Regions from separate parts of the Homo sapiens genome. Here all the other regions are linked to region 2. The links are chromatin loops, found by intact Hi-C in ENCODE. Cell type or tissue: B cell. All regions are shown on one strand. Region 1 holds the start of WDR13 (WD repeat domain 13). Region 2 holds the start of HDAC6 (histone deacetylase 6). Region 3 holds the start of FTSJ1 (FtsJ RNA 2'-O-methyltransferase 1). Region 4 holds the start of SUV39H1 (SUV39H1 histone lysine methyltransferase). Region 5 holds the start of PIM2 (Pim-2 proto-oncogene, serine/threonine kinase). Region 6 overlaps OTUD5 (OTU deubiquitinase 5). Region 7 has its middle 24 kb from the start of GLOD5.

The links. Hi-C counts contacts between places; a loop is a spot of excess contacts. Peaks named below come from ENCODE experiments on the same cell type or tissue, not always from the same donor. Only the 100,000 strongest peaks of a DNase experiment are listed, where the experiment ranks them.
Region 1: it touches region 2 in a loop (22-fold over the local background); 5 of 110 quality-filtered maps call a loop at or near these places.
Region 3: it touches region 2 in a loop (16-fold over the local background); 3 of 110 quality-filtered maps call a loop at or near these places.
Region 4: a loop joins it to region 2, with 12 times the contacts of the local background. A loop is called at or near these places in 34 of 110 quality-filtered maps.
Region 5: it touches region 2 in a loop (20-fold over the local background); 12 of 110 quality-filtered maps call a loop at or near these places.
Region 6: a loop joins it to region 2, with 6 times the contacts of the local background. A loop is called at or near these places in 8 of 110 quality-filtered maps.
Region 7: a loop joins it to region 2, with 18 times the contacts of the local background. A loop is called at or near these places in 41 of 110 quality-filtered maps.

What each region holds. Positions count from the first base shown.
Region 1 is chrX:48,596,582-48,600,581 of GRCh38, reverse strand. It overlaps WDR13 (WD repeat domain 13), which reads right to left and starts at 3,090. Exons shown (of 10, transcript NM_001347217.2): 1 at 2,968-3,090; 2 at 2,545-2,624; 3 at 1,625-1,865; 4 at 1,120-1,229; 5 at 865-995; 6 at 1-263. The coding sequence starts at 2,585. RefSeq lists enhancers at 2,295-2,354, 2,375-2,444, 2,465-2,784. In B cell, no CTCF peak of the experiment used is centred here; DNase peaks (open chromatin) are centred at 2,441 and 2,911; H3K4me3 peaks cover 1,367 bases; H3K27ac peaks cover 1,160 bases.
Region 2 is chrX:48,800,043-48,804,042 of GRCh38, reverse strand. It overlaps HDAC6 (histone deacetylase 6), which reads right to left and starts at 1,976. Exons shown (of 29, transcript NM_006044.4): 1 at 1,901-1,976; 2 at 1,258-1,380; 3 at 1,044-1,172; 4 at 827-915. The coding sequence starts at 1,350. RefSeq lists enhancers at 1,325-1,404, 2,035-2,548, 2,395-2,664, 2,786-3,617 and cis regulatory regions at 3,376-3,422, 3,125-3,625. In B cell, no CTCF peak of the experiment used is centred here; a DNase peak (open chromatin) is centred at 2,182; H3K4me3 peaks cover 1,858 bases; H3K27ac peaks cover 2,123 bases.
Region 3 is chrX:48,474,403-48,478,402 of GRCh38, reverse strand. It overlaps FTSJ1 (FtsJ RNA 2'-O-methyltransferase 1), which reads right to left and starts at 2,204. Exons shown (of 13, transcript NM_012280.4): 1 at 2,007-2,204; 2 at 235-442. The coding sequence starts at 355. It overlaps LOC124905185 (a long non-coding RNA gene), which reads left to right and starts at 2,060. Exons shown (of 2, transcript XR_007068226.1): 1 at 2,060-2,524; 2 at 3,215-4,000. In B cell, no CTCF peak of the experiment used is centred here; a DNase peak (open chromatin) is centred at 2,352; H3K4me3 peaks cover 1,818 bases; H3K27ac peaks cover 2,564 bases.
Region 4 is chrX:48,694,845-48,698,844 of GRCh38, reverse strand. It overlaps SUV39H1 (SUV39H1 histone lysine methyltransferase), which reads right to left and starts at 2,111. Exons shown (of 6, transcript NM_003173.4): 1 at 2,042-2,111. The coding sequence starts at 2,060. RefSeq lists an enhancer at 1,278-1,557 and silencers at 1,698-1,797, 2,088-2,387, 2,418-2,497. In B cell, no CTCF peak of the experiment used is centred here; a DNase peak (open chromatin) is centred at 2,264; H3K4me3 peaks cover 1,682 bases; H3K27ac peaks cover 1,695 bases.
Region 5 is chrX:48,917,277-48,921,276 of GRCh38, reverse strand. PIM2 (Pim-2 proto-oncogene, serine/threonine kinase) reads left to right here and starts at 2,253. Exons shown (of 6, transcript NM_006875.4): 1 at 2,253-2,503; 2 at 2,632-2,741; 3 at 3,446-3,496. The coding sequence starts at 2,443. RefSeq lists enhancers at 1-203, 897-956 and silencers at 2,007-2,246, 2,337-2,476. In B cell, a CTCF peak has its summit at 3,903 (motif pointing left); DNase peaks (open chromatin) are centred at 1,132, 2,116 and 3,866; H3K4me3 peaks cover 3,066 bases; H3K27ac peaks cover 3,242 bases.
Region 6 is chrX:48,935,858-48,939,857 of GRCh38, reverse strand. All of the region lies in intron 2 of OTUD5 (OTU deubiquitinase 5), which reads left to right. Among named protein-coding and RNA genes, the nearest start is that of PIM2, 19 kb to the right of the region's middle. RefSeq lists enhancers at 684-733, 744-1,243, 2,125-2,898. In B cell, a CTCF peak has its summit at 2,235; DNase peaks (open chromatin) are centred at 967, 2,077 and 2,667; H3K4me3 peaks cover 3,120 bases; H3K27ac peaks cover 3,795 bases.
Region 7 is chrX:48,735,596-48,739,595 of GRCh38, reverse strand. No RefSeq gene overlaps it. Among named protein-coding and RNA genes, the nearest start is that of GLOD5, 24 kb to the left of the region's middle. RefSeq lists enhancers at 1,815-1,864, 1,915-2,174, 2,365-2,494. In B cell, no CTCF peak of the experiment used is centred here; a DNase peak (open chromatin) is centred at 2,275; H3K4me3 peaks cover 1,523 bases; H3K27ac peaks cover 1,001 bases.

The sequences.
Region 1 (4,000 bases), 200 kb after region 2:
TTCAGCGCTATCGGGGTCAGGGATCTCTCGGATGCAGCGACCATCCTCAGAGGCCCAGATGCGCATGGTGGCATCCAGTGAGGTGGACACGAGGATGTCATTGGAGAGGGACCAGGCGAAGTCGGAGACACCACGGGTGTGGCCCCGTAGCACGCGAAGCACTGTGGGTGGGGCAGGCACCAGCTGGCACAGGGAGATGCTGCCGTCGAGTGAGCAGCAGGCCAGGCGGTGTCGGTCATCATTGGCGAAGCGCACCCTTGGGACTGCAATGCCAAGAAGCCATTAGTGGGAATCTGCACACTCACTGGGCACTTTTCTCTCTAAAAGGCTCTGACGTGTGTGCCTGGGGCTGGGGCCCCACTGCATGAGGAACAGTGGCCTCAGCAAAGGGCTTTCCTTGGCTGACAAAGGGAACTGTAACCCCTGAAGACCCTCTGCCAAAGCTCCCTAAGTCTTAGCAGCTCCTTTGCAGATTGCAAAAGTCTTCTGCAACATGAAAAAGTTCCTGTCTTAGCGAACACTTTATAATCAAGGTCTTGGCAATTTGCAAAACCCTTGACACTGTAGCCCACTCTGCCCTCTGCAAGGGGATTTATCATCAGCAAAGGCTTTGAACTCTTCCAAGTGACTCAGGAACCCAGGCAGCCTGCTGCAAAGGGCTCTCTCTTAGGCTTCTGAGGCCCTTTCCAGTAGACGAAGCACTGACCACTTTGCAGAGGGATTTTCAGTCTACAAAAGGCTTTATGGATGGTCATTCCTCCTTTGGAGTGTGCCAGGGGCCTTGGATTCAGAAAAGGATGCCTTGGTTGGTTGTCACAGTTTGGGCAAACGCTTGGTGATGGAACCCGCTACCCACTGGCTCACCTGCCTCATCCACGTGCTGGTCAAAAACATGATACATGCCCGCAAAGGCATAGTTCTCGCTCAGTGACGTGTCCCCGGCCATGGCCCGACTTGCCTCTGCTGCTGACGTGGGCACCACGCTGCCAGGGGGCCTGGGCCCCAATAGGAAGTGAGGGGTGACAGGAGGTAGATGCGAGAGTGTTCAGTCTGCCATTGCCCCAGGGCCCCTCTCCTCCTCGCAACCCGCCCCCCGCCTTGGCTGCCTCTGGTGCATACCTGTCCTCATAGACGGCACGGTTCATCTGCGCCTGCAGCTGGTAGGAGCCTCTGCTGACAGAACGACGGTGCCCACGGGCCCCCAGGGCCCGAGGATCATCCTCAAAGTCCTGCAAATGGAGAGGGTCAGGGTGGGTGCATCTTGCAAAAAGCCCGAGAACCTTTGAGGTGTGGAGCCCTGAAAATCTACCTAGAGTCAGATCACTTCTCACTGTGTCCCCTGCCACCACCACCGCTGCCCACTTGTACTACTGCAGTGGCTTCCTCACGAGTTCTGCTGTTCCTGCCCTCCCCCTGCTCAGCAGATACTAAAGACAGGGCTTGCTATATGTTTACTGACCTGTTTACAAAGTTTGTGTGTTTACTGGTTTACTTGGCATATTATCTTTTTGTCCTCTGCTGATGCAGAACAGTGCCCAGCAAAGAGCAGGTGCTTGATGAAAGTCAGTGGAGTGAATGTGTGCAGGCAGGGTATGCCCGGGGGTGAATGTGGCCAGAAGCTCACCTCCATGCGGTCAAGAGTAGTGCGGCTACTGCGGACGATGCTGTTGCTATAGGCACGAGCACTGCCTGGCTCGGAGAGGGGCCCGTAGCGCTGGCCCAGCAGCTGCCCCCGAAGCCTCAGGTACTGCCGACGCAGCGCTGGGGGGTGCCCAGCCTTGGCATTCTCCCGCAGCAGCTGGCTGCGCCGGCGGATATACTGCGTCCGAAACTGTGGAAACGTTGGTGTGCGGTACGCGTTGTACCTGCAGGGTCAGGATGCAGGGCAGGCAGCAGGCACAGGACAGAGGGAATCAATCAGCTCGGGGGGGGGGGTACGGCAGGAGAGTGAGGTGTGTGGCAGTGACTGGGGCCTAGGTGGTAAGAATGACTAGCAGTGGTGATGAGGGACCTCTTGGTCCTGTGGTGGGAGTGAGTCTGCAGTAATAATGAGCATGGTCATGAGGTCAGTTTGCAGACAACAGAGTCAGTCTGCTGCCGTGCTGGGGTCCCTACGGGGTGACTGGGTCAGCGCAGACAATAATTAGGGTCAGTATACCAGGGCGACAGAAATCAGACTGACATTATGGGGGTCAGCGTTGGGAGGTGATGGGGTCAGAATGGGGAAGTGATGATGTAAAAAAAAAAAAGTCTAGGGGACACCCATAGGGGATAGGATGTCACCTGCCTGAGCCCCACCTCCCTCTCACAGGTAGCCGCTTTGCGCATGCCCACATCTGACCACATTTTCCCAGCTTGCTGTTTAGAATCCTCTCCGGCGCAGCCAACTCACCGCGGGCGTGCCCGCCCCCGCTACTGCGCATGCTCACCTCCGGCATGCCCACGCAGCCGCATAAGGCAAGTTCTCCGCCCAGCCTCACTTATCGCCATTGCGCATGCACCACAGTAAGTTCTGCTCCCATGGGCTTTGACCCCACGCCTCACCTCGCGTCCACTGCTAAGACTTGCTGCCACACCGCGGCCATTCCCCGGCCTCCTCCTCTGGCGTGTCCGCCCGCGGCAGCCTGCAGGACAAGGGCCTGGAATGTGAGCGTCCCGAGCGAAGGGATCTAGTTCCGTCCCTTCCACCAGGCGACCATTGCCATAGACATCGAGTCCCTCCGCGCCGGAGATGTCACGAACTCCCCCCCGGGTGTTACCATGGTCATCACCCCAGCCCTGCCCTTCCTGGGCAGCGCCCGGGTGACACACAGCGATTCAGAACAGACACCGCCCCTCCCCAGTCGCCATAGCAACGCCCCTCCCCCGCCTAGCATTCCTTGCTTGACATTCTCCACCCATCTTGTCCCCGCCGCCCTCCGCCTTCCCTTCTCAGATCCAAGAGCATAGCCCGGGATCGGGGACCACCTCCGGGGCTGCCTCCGGTTCTTGAGGCCCCCCGGAGCGGCCCTGAGACCACTGTCGCCGGTTCCTTCTGTCTCTCCTCCCTTTCTCAGGCTCCAGGCAAGATGGCTGCCTGCTATCAGAAAGAACTGCCGAGCCCAGAGCGAATCGATAGGCATCCTTCCCAGGGCGTGGGAGTCTCGCAGGCGCATTGAGGGACATTGGCTTCAAGCCCAAGGACGGAGGCTCCACCCCTTGACTTCTACCCACTCGTTAATTGCACTTTTTGTGTATACAAGGATAATGTCCAAGGGACATAGCGTCAGGGGTGAGTTTGCTAATCATTCCCTAGAAATCAGAAGTACAACATTATAAAAAAGAGAAGAAACACGACTTTTAAAAAGTGGTGTAGGGCCGGGCGCGGTGGCTCACGCCTGTAATCCCAGCACTTAGGGAGGCCGAGGCAGGTGGATCACTTGAGGCCAGGAGTTCAAGACCAGCCTGGCCAACATGGTGAAACCCCGTCTCTACTAAAAATACAAAAATTAGCCGGGTATGGTGGCGGGCGCTTGTAGTCCCAGCTACTCGGGAGGTTGTGGCAGGAGGATTGCTTGAGCCCAGGACGCGGAGGTTGTAGTGAGCTGAGATCGCGCCACTGCACTCTAGCCTGGGCGACGGGAGTGAAACCCTGTCTCAAAAACAAAAACAAAAAAAGTGGTGTAGGCCACTTTTTAGCAGCACAATCTTGTCCAAGCAAAACTTGAATAATAGAATAAAAAATCATCATATATGCAAAGACGCCTTGAAAGTTCACCAGTTCTTGCAGTGGGCCTCTGCACACCCCTGGGATGAGTAAGGTCGGTTGTGTGTGTGTGACTGGGATGGTTGGACTTGGATGCCCCCAGACAGCTTGAGGCTTGAGTTTCTTTCTTTTTTTTTTTTTTTTTTCTTTTTGAGACGGGAGTCTCGCTCTGTCGCCCAGGCTGGAGTCCAGTGGCGCGATCTCGGCTCATTGCAAGCTCCGCCTCCTGGGTTCACGCCATTCTCCTGCCTCAGC
Region 2 (4,000 bases):
TACAGGTGTGTGCCACCACGCCCAACTAATTTTTGTATTTTTAGTAGAGACAGTGTTTCATCGCGTTGGTCAGACCGGTCTCGAACTCCTGACCTCAAGTGATCCACCTGCCTTGGCCCCCCCAAAGTGCTGGGATTATAGGCGTGAGCCACCATGCCTGGCCTCCTTAAAGTATTTTAACAAAGACATCAACTCATACATATTTTTTTAGGTTGCTGCATGAACAGATAATAGAGGTGAGGTTGGAAGTAGGGGACCAGGGAGGAGGCCTCTGCAAGTCTAGGTGAGTGATGATGATGGTGGCAGTGGAGGTGGTGAGGAGAGGTCAGATGGTGAATATATTTTGAACATATAGCCAAAAGGATTTGCTGATTCTTTTTGAAAAGTAAAGCAAACGGGAGGTTTCATCCTTCTGTTTCAGTACAAACGTCTCTTCCTCTATAAAGGCTTCTGGGAAGCCCGGATACTAGTTTAGGATCCTCTATTATACACCCTTGAATCCCCTGGTCTTAAGTCTGTCTTCATTAAACACCTCATACTGCTGTTGGCTGTTTAATGATCTGCCCTCCTACTCATCAATCCGCTCCTAGAGAAGGACCCCTGTCTGTTGTTTGGTACATTTGTATCACCAACTCTTGGCACACAATAGGCACTCAATAAATGTTTGTTAGCTACATAAAAGAACCCTTTCAAGTGTGAGCCCTACCTCCCCAAATCATCTGCTTCCAGTATCCAGGCTGGGGTAAGAAAAGATTTATTCTTGCTAATGGGCTCTAAGTGTGTGTATTTTTGTGGTTTGGAGACAGCCTGGAGGACCCAGCCTCACCTGTCATCCCAGAGGCAATGGAATTCATTTAACTGCTCATCCAACACCAAGCCAGTGCCAGCCAGTGCTTCAGCCTCAAGGTTCAGATCCTGCAGAGGAAAAAAAAAAGGAGACACAGATCCATTTTAGGCCCTGAGTCAGAGGGAACTGTCCAGGGTGGGGAACCTTTGGGTTTTGATTGTCATACGAGGCTAAACTGCAGCCAGGCCCTGCTCACCATCCCTTGCAGTCCCACGATTAGGTCTTCTTCCATTGCTTGGCCGAGCTTCTTCATTTTGCCTTTCTTCTTTACCTCCGCTAGATTGGGGATAGAGCGGGGAACGGCTCCCTTTTTAATATTTCGCTTCTGTGAATCAGAGAGAAGGGTCAGAGTCCAGGGCATGACCAACTTGCTCCCTCTCCCCCTCATCAGGGCGGGTCTAGGGCCTCACCGAAGTGACACTGGAGTCCTGAGGGGGCGACTGGGGGTTCTGCCTACTTCTTCGCTGCCTGGTTGTGGTGGAATCCTGGCCGGTTGAGGTCATAGTTGAGGAGGCTTGGCCCCTGCCGCGGTTCTGGGGGTGGGGGGAGGAGCGTGGGTATGTGAGGGGGCTAGTGTGCCCTGAGGACCCCACCTCTCTGCCCTTTTCCAGGCTCCGCCCCCTCTATTAGATTCCATTCCTTACGCGATCTGATTCTCCACAGCCTTCCAAACTCCGCCTCTCTCAGGCCTTCTCCCTCCACTCAGGTGGCCATTCTACCCGGCCCCGCCCGGCCCGCTAGACTCCACCCCTTTTACACGATTCTCTTTCCCTGGTCTTGCCCTTTCACGGAGCAATGAGCCCCCGGGCTCACACAGTCCGTCTTAGGGCCTGCCCTTTCCAACCAATCACCGCCCCTTCTACTCTCCTAAGCCCCATTCCCAGACCCTCTAAGCCCAGCCCAGACCCCATTCCTTCACGAACCTGCCCTTTCGGCCTATCTCCCGGGATAATCACCCACCCTTTCACTCAGCCGGCCCCGGCCCCGACCCCGGTTTCGACTCCACCCTTAACGATTCACTTAACTCCACCCCTTATCGGGCCGGACCGGTACCTTCCACTCCGCCAGATCCCGCCCCTAGCGTTTCAACCAGCCCCGCTCCTCAGGGGACTGCCCCGTTCCTTCAACCAGCTCCACCCCCTGCCCAGACCCGACCGCTAACGTTTCGCTAACCCTCTTCAGCCAGTCCCTAGCCGCCTTCGGTCGGCCTCCGCCCCCTTCCCGCCTCCGCCGTCGACGCGCTGTACTCACCGCTCCACTCATTGGACGCAGCCCCTTTCTCAAACTCCGCCCTTGGCTCGCTCCACCAAGTTTCTGGCGACCTGTGGGGACGCGAGCGCTCAGGCTTTTCTTTTCCATTGGGCCTCGTCTCTCGACTGCCCGCCCAGATCCCGCCTCCAGAGGGGACCGTGCCTCAAGGCCGCGCCCCTCGCGCGAGCCACACCTCTCGCGAGCTCACAAGCGGCGGGGCGGTGCGTCGGCGTGCTACGCCAGCTGGGCTGAGCCACACCGCGAGCTCACAGGCGACGGGGCGGTGCGTCGGCGTGCTACGCCAGCTGTGCTGCGCCTACGTAAAAGGCAGGCGCCGGCGGTTCCCGACAGGGCTGCGGTGCAAGCTTTTTCTTGCCTCGGCTATCGTCGCTGTCGTCCCGGATGCCATAGCCGCCGCCCCTCCGTCCCTGTCCAGTCACTTAGGAGCCCTTCGGGTCGGCGGTGTCTGGAGAGCAAGCAAGGAAGCGAGGGAATTAGGAAGGGGCATCTTACCTTTTCCCCGCGACTTCCCGCGCGACGCGCCGTGATGACGTAGCGCGGGCGGGCTGGTTGTGGCTGGGCCGAGAGCGAGGTTGCCACTGGACGTTGGTGGTGGCGGCCAAAATAGGCGTGGTGACGATGCTAAATGTGAGGATTTTCCGAGTTAATATTCACTATGGTGGTACACAGGAAACACTGGCCGAATATTAGCTATTAATATTCTGCCGCAATATTCTGAGTGGAAGGAGTCTTAGTGGGGGCAGGGAATGGTAATGATAGCAAGTATTATGTGACAGGCATCGTTGTAAACCACAATTCTATGAGGTAGTTCCCATTATTAAGGCTGCTTTGCAGATAAGGAAACTGAGGTTACGGGACTTAACCATGTGACTTTGGGCAAGTTGCTGAACAGTTCTGTGCTCCGTTTCCTCATCTGGAAAGTTGTGATAATAATAGTGCCCAGGGCCAGAATGGCCTTGAGGATGGGAGTTCTCATGGGCAGCAGCTCTCCCTATCTGCCCCCTCCAACGGGTAACCACTGCTCCCAAGCAGTAATAGAAAGTGTGTGTGCGTCTGGGGAGCTGTCCCTAGGCACCCCCTCTCCCCCGCAACTCCCACTCCATGTCTAAATGTCAGCTCTGCAGGAGGCCGGTTTGTCCTCCTAATCTCCCTGTCTCATTCTCCACCATTTCCTACCGGGCTATAAGCTGGGACCGGAGAGATAAGCAGTCCGGGGGTTCTGCATCAGACTGACAGATTGACGGTCTCACCGCCCAGTAGCTTTGCCCTCTGATCCTCTTGAAGATGTCCTGCCGCCTCTTCCCTCTCACCCCTCCTACGTGAACCTATCTTTTGTCTCAGCGCAAAAGAGTTGCAGACCTAAGACCTTTAAACCCCTACACTCACCAAAGAAAACACATACAATGATAACACACTACAAAAAAATTCTAGAGTTCTGATACCTGCAGCCTGATAGAGTAGGGAGTCTTGCAAAGGGTCAAGGCCCATTTTTCTGTTGGATCAGAAGAGAGGTTTCTGAAGAGCAGGGGTCAGCAAACTTTATAAAGGGACAGAGAGTAAACATCTTAGGCTTTGCAGGCCACATACGGTCTCAGTGGCATTTTTCTTTTTTTCTCTTTTTAAAAAACAACCCTTTAAAAATGTAAAACAGCCCACAGTCTGGCTTTGGCTTGAATGCCATAGTTTGCCGATCTGTGCTGTAGTGTCAGGCCTTGGTCTCTATCTGGCTGGTATTCTTTTGCAGGATTGAGGGTAGGGGCCTTTTTTCCTAAGGAGAGGTATTCCTTTTGTGTGAGGTGTGTGAGGACAGGGATTCATGGGCAGGGTCAGGTCACTTCTAGTGTACCTCTGGTGGGTCATTCCAAATGTTCCTGGACAGAA
Region 3 (4,000 bases), 330 kb after region 2:
CCAACCTGGAGACCCTTGCAAAATTCACCCCTCTCCCCTGGGGAGCACCCACATATCTCCATTGCCCAGGTGCCCAACTCCTCTCCGGTATTCTGCCTATCTTCCTGCCTGTCTCCCTGCCCCAGAGACCCTCTGAGTCAGCCCACCTACCACAGGGAGCTCTGCAGACCCAGCCTACTTGTTTACCTCCTGTGCCCACCTCACCGCCCAGTGACCTGCCCACCAGTCAGGGACCTTGGAAGAGTTGGAATTCCTTATCCAGTTGTAGCAGTTTGAAGGCGCTGCGAGCACGCCAGCCATTCTCCTTGGCCAGGCGGTAGTAGACATCCCGCTTGTCCTTTGACGTCCGTCCCATTTCACACACCAGTTGCTCAAGGACCTGCCGACAGTCCACTGATGCCGGCCAGTATCAGTAACCAGATGAATGGGCTACCACCTACCTCTGTAGGGCGGAGAGAACCACACAAACTAAACTGGGCTCATCTGACCCACATGACAGCTCACACAGAAGATGGGCTGACTGAAGCCCTGGCACTGACCCCACTGACCTTATAGGGCCTGAAGGACCCAATCACTGAACTCTCAGGCTCCACTGCTTATCACACAGACCCTCCTCGCCCCCATCACTTACCCCACAGTTCCCACAAAAGACCCCATAAACCCAACATTCATCCCATAGATGGCCCACTTGTGAACCTGTCCACCTCCCATCACTGTCACCCACACTCCACACATTAAACCCTGCAACTGCCACTATCAACCCTTCTCTGCTCATGTCATGCCCATTAAAATCTCACTGACTGTATCCCCAGTTGTCCCCATTGCCCCTAGATTCATATAGTCCTATTAGCCCCCATTAATCCCTTGTTTTCCACCTTTATCCTAATACTACTTCATTGTACCTCCCACTCCCTATATCTCTCTCGTTTCACCCCATTCGCCATTAATCCCTTAGATGATTAGGCCCCTTTATTACTACATCCTTATGAACCTCTAACAATGCCTGGAGAATCATGGTCTATTAGCTCCCCATTAAGCATTCAATTACTGATTTATCAGCCCCCATTAACTCAGTTTTCTCCAATAGACCCTTCATAGATCACAGCACTAGCCTCCTGCCCTGTAACTCTTTCATTAACAAACACGTTAACTGATCACACATCAGTTCCCCATTCTCCCCTCACTGTCCACCCTGCTCTCCATGGATCCATCACTGGATGATCACACTCCAACAGTTTACTATTCACCTACTATGTATCAACAGAAGTTAACCCCCCCAACCCTAGTTTACTATTGCCCTCTCTTTACTCACTCTGTCCCCTAATTCCTCGACGGTCATGCCACCATAGCCCAACTACTGACTCTGACTACAACACCATCAGCCTCTCATTATCTTTTCTTTCACCAAGGCCCCTTGATCATGACCTCCATCCATCTATTATTCCCCCCACAACCTCACCATCATCCTTGCCATTACGATGCCCCATCACTTTCCATTAACCCGTTGAATATCATACCTCCATCAATACCTGGGGGATCATTTTCCCATCCATCACTCGTTATATTCTAGTTGCTTACTCTGCCATCCCCTCATTAATCAATCAATGAACAACAGTTCGACTAAAATATTCTTATTAGCCCCCATTGATTCCCCAGTAACACCCCACCCTCACGCTCCACCCAACCTCCCAAAACAGCCTTCTGACCACACTCCCCGTCCCTCCTCATCAATACCTCAAAGATGATAGCTCCATCGGGACCACCGGGTACCCCTCCAGGCGGCTCCGACCGCTGCGTCCCATGTCCCCACCTCGAATCCACCCCGTCTACTGGTCCCCTTCTGCAGACAAACCTTGGGTCTAGAACCCACCCGGTGCCAGCCGCCCGAACCATACACAGCTACGGCGCCCAGGGCGGACCTCCCTCCTTTCCCCGCAGGCGGGACAGTGCAGGCGTGCCTCAATAGCCTCCGCCCGCATTCCTGTCCTCCGCGCCCCAGGGCCCACCTTAGTTTTCGGAGCAGGGTGGTCCGCGAGCAGCCTGTGCCTCGGCGAGAGCGCAAACGGGCGACAAGTCCTAGGGCTTCAGTTTGTGTTCGTAGTCCACCCGAATGCCCGGGGGGGCAAGCCTATGGGCTGTCGCAGCGTGGCAAACTCGGCATCGTGGATCGCCCAGGTTCCGGCGGGCCGGGACCTGATGTGAACGTACAACGTGAGCCCCGTCATCTATTGTCGACGTATCCGGGGCTCGCGAACTGCGTTTCCCGGCATGCAACGGGCACGGCCAAAGCGGCTGAATCCACGCACTGCGTGGCTGCAGCGACGCGACGCGCAAGTTGCCAGCGATTCTTTGTTCTTTTTCTTCCGAGGCCAAGATCGATTTGCTCCCCCGCCCCTCCCTTCTTGGACCGTGCTTGTTATTGAGCCTGTAAACTACATTTCCCAAGATGCCACGCGCAAGATGGCGCCCATTCATTTTTCGCGTGCCGGGAAGCGAAATTACCACTCGGGGCATAAACGTGACAGTAAGGAAAATGCGTTCTTGAAGTGCGCGAGCGCGCGGAGGCTGCTCGGCTGCAATTTCAGATCGCACTACAGCTAATGCATGGCGCTGCCTGAGTTTTACTGCCTCAGAACTTCAGTTTCCCTGTCTGGAAAGTGGGGATAATCAATAGTATAGACTTAACAGCATTATTGGGAGGGTTAAATAGGTGTAGCTTAGCCACTCTCTGGGCTTTTGTAATTCTGTGATCTTCAAATATTTTAAATTCCATCCCAGACACAAAAAAAGACTATACATCCTGACCCAGTGGACAAACGGAAAAATAATGAAAACGTTTATCATAGTGTTTACCATGTGCTAGGCTCTAAATGCCCTCAGTGGTGTGCTGGTAAATGGTTAACCACTGGCTGGGGCGGGGGTGGTGGCGGGGAGGGGTGGGGGGAAGGGAGGCTGGTTTCTAGCATTTACCAATTTCCATGGCTTAGGTACAATCTTCTTGTTAGATTTCAAGGTACCGACCTGTGGTCACTGAACAGGGAGTTTAAAAGAGATGCAGTAGTGCACTATCATGTATTATTTTTACCATACAGATAAAATGGGGGTAAATGACCTCAAGAGCATAGAGAATAGTGGAATGTGGTAAAATTAGGAAGTTACCAGTTTTGAGTAAGTTTATATCATTTCATTTTTAACCATAGCTGTTTAACTTTAGGGGGCTGAGGTGGAAGGATCGCTTGAGTCCAGGACTTCAAGACCAGCCTGGGCAATATGGTGAGATCCCCGTCTCTACAAATAATAAAAATAGCCGGGCGTGGTGGTGTGTGCGAGTAGTTCCAGCTACTTGGGAGGCTGAGGTGGGAGGATTGCATGAGCCTGGGAGGTCAAGGCTGCAGTGAGCCTTGATCTTGCCACTGCACTCCACTGTGGGTGACAGAGTGAGACCCTGTCTCAACAAACAAACAAAACCAGTTGTTAAACCAGCTGTTTAACAACCAGTTTGCAAAATTTCTGAAAATTGAACAGCTCCTCCCAACCTGTATAAGTTGGCTCCAGCATGTCCTTCCCTTTGTTCATTCATTTTAATCCTGGCAACATGCATATGAGTATTAGCCAGGGGCGGCGGCATGTGCCTTTAGTCCCAGCTACTCCAGAGGCTGAGGTGGGAGGATCCCTGGAGCCCAGGGGTTTGAATCTAGTCTGGGCAACATAGCGAGAACCCATGTCTCTTTAAAAAATAAAAGGGCTGGATGCAGTGGCTCACGCCTATAATCCCAGAACTTTGGGAGGGCGAGGCGGGGGGATCACTTGAGGTCAGGAGTTGGAGACCAGCCTGGCCAACATAGTGCAACCCCGTCTCTACTAAAAATACAAAAATTAGCTGGGCGTGGTGATGCGCACCTCTAGTCCCAGCTACTCAGGAGGCCAAGGTGGGAGGATCACTTGAACCTGGGAGGTGGAGGTTGCAGTGAGCCGACATCGTGCTACTGCACTCCAGCTT
Region 4 (4,000 bases), 110 kb after region 2:
AAAGGGGACCCCAAATCCTCCCTGGGACATCCCAAAGACTGACTAAGAGTCAGGGAAATTTAATCCACAGGCCTTCCCCAGTGCTGAGACTGTTCTACAACAGAAATGTGCTTTGAACCCCAATACTCACTGCCCAAAGCTGCCCCTGGAGCAGCAGACCTCTAAGCGGGGTTTGCAACATGAATTGTCCTAAAGGAATCTATTTCCAGAGCTTCAAACTCCATGTCATTCCTAAAACTGCCTGCAAACCTGCTTTGGGTTCAGGACCTGATCACCCCTCTCTCCACTTTGCAAAAGAAAGAGAACAACCCCCCATCTCAGTAGGATGCAGTGCCCCGAGGTGGGGCGGATGGGAGGACAAGATTAAAACCTCCAGGGCACCAAACAAAGGCGTAACTGGAAAGACTGGTCTTTAATCCCTTATCTCAAACTCCTGGGCCAGATGTGTTTTGGAATTCAAAATTTTTTGGATTTTACAAGACTAGTTCTAGGATATCCCATACATCACCTAACACCCCCAGCGTGGCCAGGGGACATCAAGCTATAATCAAATGCATTAACCGTCCTGCAGCAAAAGTATGAATTTCCCACATTAAATAGGAGAAATAGAGATATAAAATAGCCTCACAGAAGAGTTCCACTTTATAATCTACTTTTGCCATAAATGGTGCCAAATTTAAGAAAAGGATTTCAGTTTTCAGGGCTTTTTAGATTTCGGAATTATGAGCAAGAGATTGTGGAATGATACTACATTACAGGAAGGCTCCTTAAATGATCAATCTGGGTGCCTTAAATCCACAAGGTATATTTTTTCACACTGCATTTTGACTTTCTGTCTCATCCATCTTTCTGTGAAGAGTAAAGCTCATCCAAAGGGTTATGCTCTGAATTTATACGCAAAGCGGTACAGATTAGTGACACTGATTCTTTTAAATATACCTGGTATATTTCTGGGACTGCCAAAATTTTGTAAGACACACGGATTTTAAAAAACAGATTTCTTTCTGATTCAAGGCACATTCTTAATCAAAGTACTTTAGAAGCCATTTTATCAAATCATGTCTCAAAACATTCCAAGGGCAGTCAGTCCTCATCCTATATCATCTTTTTAAAATGTTTAATATTTTCTGCCTCCCATTGCAAAAATCACACCTAAACTTTAGATGTCAACCTAAAAACGTACAAGAGCTTTTCAAAATTATTTCGTGTGCAAGCCCTACCCCCCCTACTTAGGCAAGACCAAGTGGAGACTGAGCCCGCCTGTGCCCACGCTTTCCTCTCCCTACAGCCTGTCCTCGCAAACCCCTTCCTTCACTTGCATTTGAAACCCCACTTAAGTGGTCCCAATTAACACCCTCCAGCTGCTGGCTCCGGAACTGGCCACAGGTGGACTCTCCTGAACCCCTCAGAGGTCCTCCCACTTGTGGAACCCATCCTCCCTGCGGCTTTCGTCACATAGAGGGGCCCCCCAACATAACTGAGTCACCCCTCTTTCCCTGCACATGGGGGAGTCCAGCTGTCCTATTAGGAAGGCCCCATTTCTCTCTTCTGGGAGATCCTCTATTCCAAACCCTTCCCCCATCACGCCGAGAGGCGATACTTTCCCCCAGAAGAGTTCTCAGTCCCCGCACTCTGAAGGGGGGGTCTGTCCCCCTTATCTTCCCTCCCCTTCCGGCGTCTCGCGTGGACACCGAATGGGTAACGGTCACCAGGGGCCGATTTTCCCGCGCGCGGGCGCGGCCTCCTCGACAAGCCCCCGCGCGTGCGCGCGCCGGTCCGGCCGCGATCTGCAGCGCGCGCCCCCCTCCTGCGTCCCCACTTAGCCCCAGGCCCGCTGCGTTCCGAGGCGCGCGCCCCCTCCCCTGAGCCCCGCCCAGCCCCGCGCACCAGGCCCGCGCTCCCCGAGCCTCATCCTTTCCGCGCCGAGCTTCCGGCTCCCGGCGCCGGGGCCTCGGACGCCGGGGCCCCGAGCCGGCAACGCCACCCCTCCAGCCCACCCGGCCCGGCCAGCGGGCCCGCGCCTCTGCCTCCACTGCTTCACCTTTTAAATTTTCCGCCATCTTTCCCCACGGCTAACGACATTCGGGCCTAGCCGGCCTCGCGAGAAGAGCGCTCGCGCGGGCGTGGCCGGGAACGCGCAGCCTATTGGCCGCGGCTCCCGACTCGCAGCACCCGCGCGGACCAACCGGAGAGCCGTGACCGAACCCCTCCCTGCCGCCCGGCTCGGTCCCGGAGGCGGGTGCTCGCCGCGCTTTCCCAGAGTGCGTCTGGGCGGCGGCGGCAGCGGGAGCGACAGCGGCGGTAGCTAAAGTTGCCAGAGGCCCTGCCCGTGCGCTGGTCTGTCTGTCACACTGCTAGCCAATCACGTTATCAGCCAGTCGCAGTGGTTCCTCAGTCCTGTCATACTCCCTGTTATCACCGTCAGTCAGCCCGTCATCTCATTTTAACCCCAAGCAGGCCGGGGCTCCCAGGTGGACTAGTGCCGTATCCAACTGCTCAGGCGGTCGCCCCAGACAGGTGCCTAGTCAGACTCCCGGCCCCCATCCACACTGCTGGGCAGTCAATACTGGCTTCCATTTGTGCCCTGGCCAGCGGCGACTCCCTGGAGGCAGGCAGACAGCACTGTTAGCCAGCCTGCCTTATCATTCCCTAAGACCATCCTGTCCTCACGTTGTCAGCAGATCAATCAGTCCTCCTCTCCACCCACCATAGCCCTGGGACCAGCTGCGATTCTCCCTGGCTAAATCCTCTCATAGACTGCAGCATCCAGCCATGCCCCCAGGCGGGCTGTGATTAGGTCGGGACAAGCTGTCACTGTCAGCATCTAATACAGCCCTGTCGGGCACTATCAGTTGGTCACTGTCTTTCCCTCAGATTACTTCTCATTCACACCACGATCAGTCACAACATCCAGCTAGGCCCTCAAAGCAAATAGTCACAGCAACTAGAGGTAGGATTAAGCCTCCACACCACCTGTCAGTGGGTCAGCCAGTCTGTCATTTCTCAGGCGACTCATCCCCACCATTGGTCAAGTCAGTCTCCTCTGATGCGTTGAAGCTGAGATTCTATCAGGGCAGACAGTCCGTAACCACGTACAGCCATCGAGTCAGACAGCTATGCCGATTTTGCTCCTGGCCAGCTGGCCTGTGACTCGTTCAATCCGCCCCTCATCACATCGTCAGTCATTCTCAGCATCCGACTGACCGCACCGTCTGTCAGGTGATCAGTCAGTCAGAGCACCCAGCCAGGCCCTCCAGCATGCTGTGATTCGAGCAGCGTGGATAGTTGATCACCAGATACAGCTGCCTAGCAAGCAGCCACGGGTCTGTTGATCAGTTAGCCTGAAGTTTCCCCAGGTGGCCCTCCTTTACACGGTGCCAGACAGTATAACATCTAGACATTCCCCCGCCAGCTGTGATTCCTGACAATAGTCATTCACAACATCCGGCCACCCAGGCAGGCAGTAGCACCACGGGCCATCAGTCAGCCAGCCTGCAAGGTCCTCAGGAGGCTGCCTGTCTTTTCCACTGTCAGGCTACCAGCCCCAGCCAGTCCTAGGCAGGCTGTCATTCAGTTAGATGTTCAGGAAACTGCGCTGTCACGTCCTCAAGTTGCGCCTTCTCCCTGTCACTCCATGAGTTCTGTAGTCAACCAAACAGTTATACAGTTAACCAAACGGATATTCTGTCTGCCTGCCAGTCCAGCTGTGAGCTCATTAAGAAGTGACTGGCTGGTCTGAGGTTCCGTCAGCCCCAGCTTGCCCTGAGGGGACAGACAGGAGCGAAGGTCCCACCATGCATCCCCTTCCCTCCCTTACTCCTTCTCGAGCAGAGTCAGGTGCTCATCCTCATGTACCCCCAGTCTCCTCGGGCAGCAGGGCTCTCCCACTCCCGGGTGTCCAGGAGACCTGTCCAACCCACAAGAGTGATTTAAGACAGGACCTCTGCCTGTCTGGATCTGAGAGGGAGACAAAAGGGTCTGTCGCCAGTAGTGCCCCCAA
Region 5 (4,000 bases), 120 kb before region 2:
GTAATCCCAGCTACTTGGGTGGCTGAGGCATGAGAATCGCTTGAACCCAGGAGGTGGAGGTTGCAGTGAGCCGAGATTGCGCCACCACACTCCAGCCTGGGTGACAGAGCGAGACTCAGTCTTAAAAAAAAAAAAAAAAAGTGATATCTACTCCCTCATGCTTCTGCTGTGATCATCTAGAGGGAATATGTATGATCAAAGTAACGTACTACCTGGGCACAGTGCTTGGCACATTGAGAGAGCACAAATGTTAGTAGTATTCTTTTTGTAGAAGTTTCTGCACCATTTGGCCCCTGCCAATCTCTCGCCGCTCTGTCCAGTGTTCTTGGCCTTTGCCTGCAATTTGCCCTCCCCTGTCCTGAGCCACCAACCTTCTTTGTCTTTCAAGACAGAGGGTCACCTGCTGAGAAGCCCATTCACATTCTCACTTCTATCTAAAAATCTCCCCAGTAGCTGTACTACAGATAAACTTCATGGCACGGGTTTGATGCCTGACTTATCTGTACATCTCTGATACCAACATCCCCATCAAGGCCTGGCAGGCTTATAGCAAACCACCCCCAATAACGTTGGGTGAACAAAGGAGAGTACATGTGTGCTTTTTTGGTGTTGTCTGTGTGTGTGTGACTGTGGTGAGTCCAAGTCTTCATGTGCAGCTCACAGAGTGTCCCCAGTTGTGTGTGTGATGAAGGGCTTGTTTCCAGGTGTGTCAGATGGTGACTGAGTGTGGGACTCTTATCTCTGACAGTTTGTGTCTAAATCCAAGATGCGTGCATGCCTGCGTGGGTCTGTCTGTGACAGTGCATCTGTGGTTTCTGTCTGATGGGGTGGATGTCCGTTTGTGTTCCTGCAACAGATTCTGGGTAGCTATTTCTGGACAGTTTGTTCCATTGATAAACTGCATGTGTCATGGTGTATGTATGTCTGTGTCTGAACAGGTCTATCCATGTCTGTTTTTGTGACACTGCCACAAAATGTGATTCTATCACATCAGTACATGTCTGCCTTCAGAGCAGTGCATGTGTGTCCCTGGAGCATCTGTGCATCTTCCTGTGACAGACTCTGCGTCTCTCATTTCTGGGACAGTACAAGTCTTGCTGTGACAGTGCATATCTGATGGTGACAGTGTGTTTGTGACAAGTTCTGCCAGTGTGACGGGACATTTCTGTGTCATCACATGGCAAATGTAGGTCTGCGTGAGTGCCTTTCTGTAACAGTGTATCTCTGGGTGTCATTCTAGGACATAACTATTTTTCTGACAGTGTGCTTGCCTGAAAGTGTATGTCAGTCTCTGGCTGCATGTGTATCTAGGTCGTTTCTGTGAATGTGTCTGACAGTATGTGTTTGTGTATATCTTGGCATTCATGTGTCTTTGGAGTGCATTTTTCTTCCTGGGGTGTGGCGCCTTTTCTGGCTGTTTTTCACAAATTTGTGTCTGAGAGTTGCCACTTCTCTAGCAGCCTCTATCATGTCTCTCAGTCCTTGCCTCTCTCAACTCCAAGAGCAGCCCCATGCCACCACCACTCTGGGCTCACCCCCATCCCCCAAGAACCACCCCCTGCTGTTCTAGATTCTAGACTTGCTGACTGGGCCCAGGGCTCAGGGTTAAAAGCTCCAATAAACACTCACCAGGCAATGCTGCCTTTGACCAATGCACACCCGTGGCGTTGATGGTAGGGGTTCCCCCTCCCTGGCTACCAGATATTTCCAGGGCCCTGGCCTCAGCTTTCCAGTGAAGGCCGCCAGTCGCCTGGAGGACTCCGGTGAAGGAGTCCGACAAGCACCTTTCGAGACGGAGTCTTGGATAGCCACAAGCGCGAATTCTTAGAAGCCCGGCCTGGCGCTATCTCTGTGCTAATATCCAGGCAGCGGCGGCAAACCAACTTCCCAGGAAAGGATACTGCGCAGTTATTTTTTAAGTGTAAATACACACACACACCGCCACCACTACCAACAACAACCCCGCGCAACAACCAAAACAAGCGCGGTGCTGCAAAGGGATTCCCAGAACCGGTTTCCTCTTGGTGTGAGCCCCACCTCAAGCCCCCTCATTTACATGCAGGCCCCGCCTCCTCGGAAGAACCGAGCGTGTATTTGCATAAGGGGGCCCTTGAAACGATGAGGGTGGTATGCAAATAAGAACTGGCTCCGATTGGCTGTGGTACAGCAGGTGCCGCGTCCGGATTGATCAAAGCCAGGTGGGCGGGGCTGTCGCCCAGGGTGACTCTCCCGGGAGGCGCGTGCCCAGGCTCAGTAGCATTGGGGCTGGCGCGCGCGGCGAATCTCAACGCTGCGCCGTCTGCGGGCGCTTCCGGGCCACCAGTTTCTCTGCTTTCCACCCTGGCGCCCCCCAGCCCTGGCTCCCCAGCTGCGCTGCCCCGGGCGTCCACGCCCTGCGGGCTTAGCGGGTTCAGTGGGCTCAATCTGCGCAGCGCCACCTCCATGTTGACCAAGCCTCTACAGGGGCCTCCCGCGCCCCCCGGGACCCCCACGCCGCCGCCAGGTGAGTACATCCTCCCCTACTGCAACCAGACGGGGTGGGCTGGAATGATGGGTTGCAGCGCGGGGGGAGGGAGTCGTGGCTGGGCTCAGCACGCCGCCACCCTGACTTCCTCGCCTCCGCCTGCGTAGGAGGCAAGGATCGGGAAGCGTTCGAGGCCGAGTATCGACTCGGCCCCCTCCTGGGTAAGGGGGGCTTTGGCACCGTCTTCGCAGGACACCGCCTCACAGATCGACTCCAGGTATCCGTCATGAGGGTCTTGGGAGGGTCAGGTGCGTGTGGCGGGGGCGGGGGTCCTGGCCCTGGAATGCTGGTTGACCGAGGAGTGAGCCTGCAGAGTGTGTAGAGGACCAGGTGTGTGTGTGTGTGTGTCCGTGTCCGTGTCCGAGGAGTGAGCCTGCAGTGTGTGTAGAGGGCCAGGTGTGTGTGCGTGCGCGTGTGTGTGTCGGTCTAGGAGGTTATGGGCGGGGGGGGGGGGCAGGGGGCTTCAGATTCCGGAGTTCCTTGACCCCGGGGTCCAGGCTGTGTATGTGTGGGAAAGCAGGGACCTAGATGTGAGATTTGTGGGACTTTTGGAGGTAGGTGTCCAGTGTGGAGTCATGCGGACCAGGACCCTGGTACAGAGTTGGGGTGTCGTAGAGCTAAATAGGAAGATTGTGGGCCTGGGGTATCAGGAAATCTAGAACTCAGGACTTGGAGTGATGAGTCCTGATGCCTGAGAACGGAGAGCCCAGGGCTAAGGAAGGTGGGAGAGATAAACTTGGTTCCGAGGACCTGGAGGGCAGGGGAGACGCCCTGGTACGCGTTCTGTGGGGTGCTGTGGTTGGGGACCAGAAAGACTAGAGTGCTGGTAGATGGAGGAATACTGGAGGTAGGCAGAAGGTCTAGACTGGGAGGGGTCTGGGGATCACCTGCTGGCCTCCTTATCACGGCCTTCTTCTCCAGGTGGCCATCAAAGTGATTCCCCGGAATCGTGTGCTGGGCTGGTCCCCCTTGGTGAGTACCTTCGGAGCCCTTCCTAACCTACCTACTCCATCACTGATGTATTCACCTCCTTGCTTTTCCAGGGGATGTATGACTCCCTGGGCCCTGTAACAGTGAGAATACTGCCAGCCCATTTATACTCCCTTGGGGTGACATACAGTTCTGATTCACCCCAATTCCCCTAGAGCCCTGGATTCTCCCCTCCAACAAACCTTTACCATCCTTCCTCCAAACACTGCTGGGGGACTGCCCGCAGGGCGTGCTGGTGGGGAACAAGGGGCAGAGGTCACTGGTTGCCATGGTGATGGTGGCTGCTTCTCTCTTGCCGTTATAACGCTAACGGACATCAGGGCGGGTCTGGGCAAGTTGTAGAGTTGGGAGCGCCCCCTGGCGGGCTCTAGGGGAAACTGCGCCTGCGCAGTCCATGGGACCCAAAGGGAGAGGGTGCGCCTGCGCAATATCGGTATTTTTGCATCTCGGTGAGAAAACGTCTGCTGCCGTGCAAGTCAGCAGCCT
Region 6 (4,000 bases), 140 kb before region 2:
GTCTCTAAAGCAAATGGTAGGACCCTATAGGAAGATAATCCAGGCTCTCATGTCTTGCTTCTTAACATAAATCTGGGTACATTATTGGTTACATTACATTAGTTACATAAGGACTTCCCCCGGGCAACAGAGGAGAGAGGTTGAGGCTAGTCTGTTAGAGCTCTTGGTTATTTCCCCTGCCCTCCACCTACCCTGCCAGAGGCCAGGAAGGAGGTTGGTGGGGTAGGGGGTCCCTCAGTTTATAGAGCCTCACATCTTCAGTCTTTCCTGAAGTGGCAAGGGCATCTACTCATTGAATGTGATAGTTCTCTGTTGTGGGATTTGTTGGGTGAGCATTTGGCCTCAGGGAGCATCTTTGGCAGTCTCTGCTGTATGTGTATACACATGTGCATTTCTATACTGGTGTCTCTGTGTGTCCAGAAAAAGGAAAGAAGTGGGGTGTGTATGGGGAGGGTAAGGTTCATATTGGCCTCTGTGGCCCTAGGGAGAGATGCAGCCCCTGATATCTATAATCTCTGCCCTCTCCCATGCCTTTCCTGGGTTCTAGCTGATTCCTGCTTGTGCTGGTGTGGAAACTGAGGCACACAAGATCAGGTCCTGCCCCAGGGAGTAAGGTGACTAAGATGGTGGCTGGATTGGGGTGAAGGTGGTAATATCAGCTGGGGCCAGCAGTTACCCTTTGAGAGCCTGGCCTCCCCTTCACTCCCCCTAAATCTGTGATCCCAGGCAAGCTTTGCCACATTTCTGTGTCTCCTGGGTAAAGTAAGAGTGTTTTGGTAAGGATAGAATGAGTTGGAGTGTGAAAAGTCTTTGGTGTGGGACCAATTGTAGTATTGTACTGAGGATTTCTGAGCCCTGTTTGAGATGGGAACAGAGGTAGAATGGTGGGGGACCCCCTTCCAGCTGGCCTCTGGGAGGGGAGAACAGGTGCAGATTGCCCACAAGTGCAGCGTCAGCAAGAGGAGGAGTTTCAGTTTCTATCAAAACAAGTTCTCTGAATTCCCCTACCTCTGCAGGTCATCCCCCCAACCTCAGACCCCTCCACAGGGAAGTCAAGCCTGGCCCCCAGCCCTGTGTGCCAGCCTTCTGGGAAGAGGAGGGCTTTCTGGAGGACAGAGGTGGAGCTAGGAAAGTCAGAAAAACGAATTCTTTTTTTTTTTTTTGAGACAGAGTTTCGCTCTTGTTGCCTAGGCTGTAGTGCAGTGGTGTGATCTTGGCTCATTGCAACCTCCACCTCCCGGGTTCAAGCGATTTTTCTGCCTCAGCCTCCCAAATAGCTGGGATTACAGGCATCCACCACCCTGCCTGGCTAATTTTTTGTATTTTTAGTAGAGATAGGGTTTCACCATGTTGGCTCGGCTGGTCTTGAACTCCTGACCTCAGGTGATCCACCTGCGTCGGCCTCCCAAATTGCTGGGATTACAGGCGTGAGCCACCACACCTGGCCAAAAATGAATTCTTGTTGAGTACTTCCTATGTGTTTAGCTCTGTGCTTAGATGCTTTTCCTGCCTTATATTATTGGAGAAATCCTTCTATTCTCCCTTGTTGGGGTAGTACTATTGCTGTTTTCCTTGGTTTGGAGATGTATATTTTCTTCCACGTTAATGATTCCAAACTTAGGGTATACCTTATAATCAGTGTGGTGTGTTTCCCCCCTCAAAAGCTGTGATTAGGTACATGTTATACCATATCACCTATCAGTGCCATCATAGGATTGAGGAGAGAAGGTGGTATTTTACATTTTACAGATAAGTAAAGAAGTGTCATAACTCGTCCATACTTTAGGACCCTGTTTTATGAAGCCTGTATTGTTAATTCGATATTAATTTAACTGCTGAAGTTTTGTTAGAACTAACGGCCTAGAGGTAGACTTGTGGACCTTTGGTTTCGCTAAAGGTAGAGAGCCAGGAGAGGACATGCATCCTAGGTCTGCATTTGGGGCTTTCCTCTGGCTGAGGAATTGCAACAGAAATGAGGAAGGGCTTCATAAGTGGTTATGGCAACATTCTGGCTGACTCGTGGGTAACTAGCATATGAAGGAATCATTGTCGTCATGACAAATTGTGTTCCTGTTTCTTGACCACCTACTGTGCCTTAGGTGCTTGGCAAACCTCCTGTGTAGTTTTGACAACACCCAGCAGATGGAAGAGGAGTTACTGTCTCCACCTTATGCATGAGGACATTTCAGCTTAGAGAGGTTAAAGGCCTTATCCATTGCTACACAGCTAGGAGGCAGCAGAGCCTTTCTGCCAGGCAAAGGGGTCAGTGGCAGAGAAATGGGACCCTCAGGGGGTTTTCCCCCAGATCCCTTCCCTGTTCCACAGTCTCCTCTCTTTCCCCATTTTCCTGCATCTGGCATCTAGCTCTTGAAGATAGAACTCCCAGGCCTGGAAATGACCGTTGACCTTTCCATAGGAGATGGGCTTTCTCCAGCACCTCAGCCTATCTCTCTGAGCCTGGCCAGCCAACCCCTATTTAACCCCTTCATTCTCATCTTTGTTCCTGTTTACTGCAGCTGCCAACAGCACTGCCTCCCAGTACCCCAAGCTCAGTCTACAGAAATAGCTCCCCAAGTAGCTCACTGTGCGGGCTCTGTGGTCCTGGCTTCTAAGAAAGGCAGCAGCAGGGGGCCCCCAGCCTGTGCGCAGGACATGTGACTTGCTGGAAATGCCGCTGGGGAGGGCGGGGGAGAGTGTGGCCGCAGAACCCACATCCTTGTTTACATTGGTGAAGGGGCTACCCCCCTTCCCGCCTTCACAACCTCCACACCCCCTTACCCTTCAGGTCTCTTCACCTCCAAGAGGACTGGAGACAAACATGGGCCCTATTTTCTATCTCAGAGTAGCCTTTCTCACAGAACACTCCAGGGTAGGAAGGGGAAGGCAGGGAAGGTGTTCTTCTGACAGTTCTTCAGAGAGGTAGACTGACAGGGAAGAACTCAGGAGTGTTCCTGTGTGACCTGACCCTAGCCCCATGCCCCAGGGAGATCCCATCAGAGCAGTGGTCCTCTGGGGAAACAAAGGGAAATTCCCAAAACCAGTGGAAATCAGACTTGCATGATCTTCAGGCCCACTTTAATTTCACAGGGAGAAGAGCTCCCTGGCTTACCCAGCCTATCCATTTGCTCAGTAAACTTTTCCTGATTTCCTTTACTGTATCGGGCCCTGAGCTGGGGGTGGACTTTGGTGTGAACTGCCCTTTGCCTTCTGTGGGAGCCCAGTGTGGTCGGGCAGAAGTCTATGCACACCTTTGATAAATCTGGTGATAGAGGTGTCCTGGGTAGTGGGGAACTGTATTAAAGAACATGTTGGGCCAGGCGCGGTGGCTCACACCTGTAATCCAGGCACTTTGGGAGTCTGAGGCGAGAGGATCGCTTGAGCCCAGGAGGTCAAGGCTGCAGTGAACTATGATCGCGCCACTGCACTCCAGCCTGGGCGACAGAGCGAGACCTTGTCTCAAATAAATAAATAAATAAAGAACACATTGGTGTTTGAGAAGTAGGCAGCTGACGAGGATGGAAGGAGCGTCCTGAAGAGAAGGAACGGCATGTGTGAAGATCCTCAAGCGAAGCAGAGGGAGTGTGTTTCCTTCTCGCCTTAGTTTGACCAAATCTCACGACGCCTGGACTATTCGGGCCACAGGCTGCCCATCCTGAGTTAAGCTAAAGTTAGTTGCATGTGTGTCTTATCTCTTTTACTAGACTGTGTGCTCCCCGAAGGTAGGGGCAGGATTTTACTCACCTCTGTCACCTTCACAGTACCCCACATTCAGGCCTCCCTACGGAGGAAGGAATTCTGATTTACTCTGTGGCTACTCTGTCCCAAGCCCAGTGGTAGTTATTTTATACCCGTTATCTCATTTAATCCCCACAAAAGGCCTGCCATTTGGTTATCCCTTTTTTTTTTTTTTTTTTTTTTTGAGACAGAGTCTTACTCTGTCGCCCAGGCTGGAGTGCAGTGGCATGATCTCGGCTCACTGCAACCTCTGCCTCCTGGGTTC
Region 7 (4,000 bases), 64 kb after region 2:
CTGAGGTCAAGAGTTTGAGACCAGCCTGGCCAACATGGTGAAACCTTGCCTCTACTAAAAATACAAAAACTAGGCAGACGTGGTGGCAGGCGCCTGTAATCCCAGCTACTGGGGACGCTGAGGCAGGAGAATTGCTTGAACCCAGGAGGCGGAGGTTGCAGTGAGCCGAGATCATGCCACTGCACTCCAGCCTGGGCAACAGAGCAAAAACTCTGTCTCAAAAACAGAAAAAAAAGTGTTTTGTTTAATTTACAAGTATTTTTGGATTTTTCAGATACATTTCTGTTATTGATTTCTAGTTTAATTCCACTATGGTAAAAGAATATATTTTCTGTGATTTCTGAGCTGTTTGTGTATAAGATCTCAGAACACTTTTCAGGGCTGGTTCTCAGGTTATGAGGCCATTCTTTGAGCATTTTTTCCCACTTGCTTTGCCTCCATTAACAGCATGTCCTTTAGGTGGTCTCTCCAGGCAGTACAGGTGGGTCACCTTCATTTTGTTTGTGTCCAGGCCTCTGAATTGTTTTGTGGTCTACGTGGAGTTATGTGGTCTCATGGTGGGCATGGTGGCTCACGCCTGTAATCCCAGTACATTGGAAGGCCCAGGCCAGTGGATTGCTTGAGCCTAGGATTCGAGACCAGCCTGGGCAACATGGTGAAACCCCGTCTCTAGAAAAAAATACAAAAATTAGTCGGGTGTGGTGGCCTGCTTCAGTAGTCCCAGCTACTGGGGAGGTTGAGGTGGGAGGATTGCTTGAGCTGGGGAGGCGGAGGTTGCGGTGAGCTGTGATCACGCCACTGCACCCCAGCCTGGGTGACAGAGTGAGACCCTGCAAAAAGAGTATGTGGTCTCTGTCCAGATTTAATCTATATCCCAGGTGGTGAGGTCTCCGAGCTGTTTTGGAGTCTGCGTCCAGGATATGAGGTATGTAAGGTGTTTGGGATTTGTTTTCCCAGCGTGCAACGTCCCTGAGGTGTTTCGGCCTTTGTGTCCCAGGGTGAGGTCTCTGAAATGTTTGTAGGATTTTGTGACGAGGATGAGACCTATGAAATGACTGGGAATCTATTAAGATATGTTCCATTATTGAGTTCTCTAATTTTGTTTTGTGGTCTGTGTTCAGTGTGAGTTCCCTGAACTGTTTTGGACTCTGTATCCCACGGTGTGAGATCTCTGAGCTCTTTTGTGCTCTGTGTGCAATGATGTGAACTCCCTGAGCTATCTGGGTGTTTCCAGTAATGAGGTCTCATTCTGTTTCACAGCCAGCTGGTACTCTATGGTATAATCGCCTTTAAGCATTTGCCGTTTTCTCCCTTAGTTGTTTGCTCCTTCCATTCTTGTGCACACAGGACTGTGCACGTATGTATGATTATTTCCTTAGAACACATACTTAAAAGTGAAACTGCCACGCCAAAGGAGTCATTTATTCAACAAATCCCCTTTTGAGCACCTACTGTGTGCAGGGCAGTTTCAGGCAGAGACTTTGGGGGGTCTAGAAATACACATATCCCTCCCTACCTTCGTGGTGGTGACATTCCAGTAAGGAGGGGTGTCTGCTTTTTATTTTGATAAATGCTGCCACACAAAGGCAGACTTCCATCAGTGGCCTCGGGAATGAATGCCCATTAATGGGCGGTGGCTCTGCAGCAAGGGTTTGGACGCTTGGGCCTTTGCTCTCAAACGAATCATCAGGGTATGGGGCAGGGACAGTGCTCTGGGGGACGTCGGTTGGGGGAGACAGGGCTGGAACGTGGGCAGGAGGAAGGCATGAAAGAGTCCATTTAGTTCTTTTGCGGTGAACTGAAGATTGATTCACTTGACACTGACATGAAAGAGTCCTTGTCGCACACACAAGGGGAGCGTGAGCGGTGGGAATGAAGGGTTAACGACTAGACTGTGCAGCTCCAGGACCATACCACTACGGTCATGGGAGGTACCACAGGGGAGGGGTCGTGTATTTCGGAAGATACCATTGTACTAGTGGAGACACGAAAGGTCTCCTCATCCCGCGAGTGGATCGGCCTCCACCCTAGACCGAGGAGAGAATGGCTCTGCCTGGACCGACCCCCGCGCCGGGCGGACCCGATCTTCGGCCTAAAGCGTCCACCTGTCTGGAAGCCGCCGCCACCAAGCTTTTATTAATATATCCGTTCCCGCCGGGTTGGCTATACAGATGCGAATCAACTCCGGGGGTGGGGTGAGGAGGAAGGCCGCGGAGCGGCGATTGCTTCCTGGACGAGTTGCGTAGGGCGGGACAAAGTCTTGCCCTGAGCTCTGATTGGTCACCGCGAGACTGCCTACCTAAGCTCTTCCAGGGTACCGAGGTTTTCCGGAATCACTAAGAGGCTACAGGCCGGGTCCTTCGGCTCCGCGTTCCTATTGGCTGCTGTTTCGGCGCAAGCGCTTTGGCTCCTGGGTTGGCGTTCAGGGTTGCCGAGGCAGGGCTTTGGCTACTGGAGATCGTAGGTTCGAATCCCGTCTGGGAAGTTCAACTTGTGCACCTGTAAAAGAAGCTGGCATTATTGGCTTGTACTCAAGGGCTGGCACAGAGTGTGTCGGGTAATCTTTTCCATTTTCTTTTACCTATTCTTTCTTTTTTTAAGCAATGCCTATTGCATCCCATTATATTGATTTCAGGACCCACTCACCGTTCACAACAGCACTAAGAAAAATTCTTCAGGGTCCCTGGCATTTGTCTTTCAGGCTACCTGTAGGTCTGAGTCCAGCAGATAAGATTCAAGGTGATCTCATGATCCTCCTCCAGGCCAGCCCCCATCTCCCAGAAGAGGGTGATTTGGAGGCTTCCCTCAGGACCAGGCCTGACTAGGAGTGTGATGGGGTGGGCTATAAGTGATTAAAAGAGAGATGCATGGTTTCACGCTCTGGGATGCTGAAGAGCTTGTGGCAACTACAAGGAGAATTTTGGAAGGTGGGGGCAAGACTTAAAAGAGTACGCTTTTAAATGATGGGATTTTAAACATCAGACAGGGGAGGTGTTTGGCTGGTGAGGTAGGTAGGTAGTAGGAAGAAAGTGATTCTCAAGTCAAGTCAGCTCATCATAGGGTAGTTATTACACTCTGCAGTTTGGAGGACTGTGTGCAGGATGTGAAGTCTGATTTGTTTTGGAATCTCAGTTCAGGGTATGACTTATAAAAAGACTGTGAAGTCTCTTTGCTGTTTGAAAATCTGTGTCTCAGAGGTTTAGGTGTTTGAGATCTTTGTGGGTCTCTGTCCCAGGGTTGGTTTCTTTTTTCTTTCTTTTTTTTTTGTTTTTTTTTGTTTTTCTTTTCTGTTTTTCTGTTTACGTTGGTCCAGAATGTCCCAAGGTTTCTAAGCTGTTTATGGATCTTTGTCCCCGGATGTGCAGAGTTTTTTTTTCTTTTCTTTTTTTGTGTGTCTTTACTTTTATTTATTTATTTTTGAGACAGGATCTTGCTCTGTCACCCAGGCTGGAGTGCAGTGGTGTGATCTCGGCTCACTGCAGCCTCAACTTGCCAATCTCAGGTGATTCTCTCACCTCAGCCTCCTGAGTAGCTGGGACTACAGACACGTGCCACCACACCCGGCTAACTTTCTTTATTTTTTGTGGAGGTGGGATTTTACTATGTTGCCCAGGCCTTTTTGTATGTTTTTAGGGGCAGGGTCTCTCTCTGTTGCCCAGGCTGGAGTGCAGTGGTGCAATCATGGCTCACTTCAGCCTCGACCTCTGGCTCAAACAATCCTCCCACCTTAGCCTCCTGAGTAGCTGGGACCACAGGTGCGTACCACCACACTTGGCCCGGCTATTTTTTTTTTTTCTTGTAGGCTGGGCACGGTGGCTCACACCTGTAATCCCAGCACTTTGGGAGGCCAAAGTGGGTGGATCCCTTGAGCCCAGGAGTTCGAGACCAGCCTGGCCAACATGGTGAAACCCTATCTCTACAAAAAAAAAAAAATTAGCCGGGTATGGTGACACGTGTCTGTTGTCCCCAGCTACTCAGGAGGTCAAGGCTGCAGTGAACT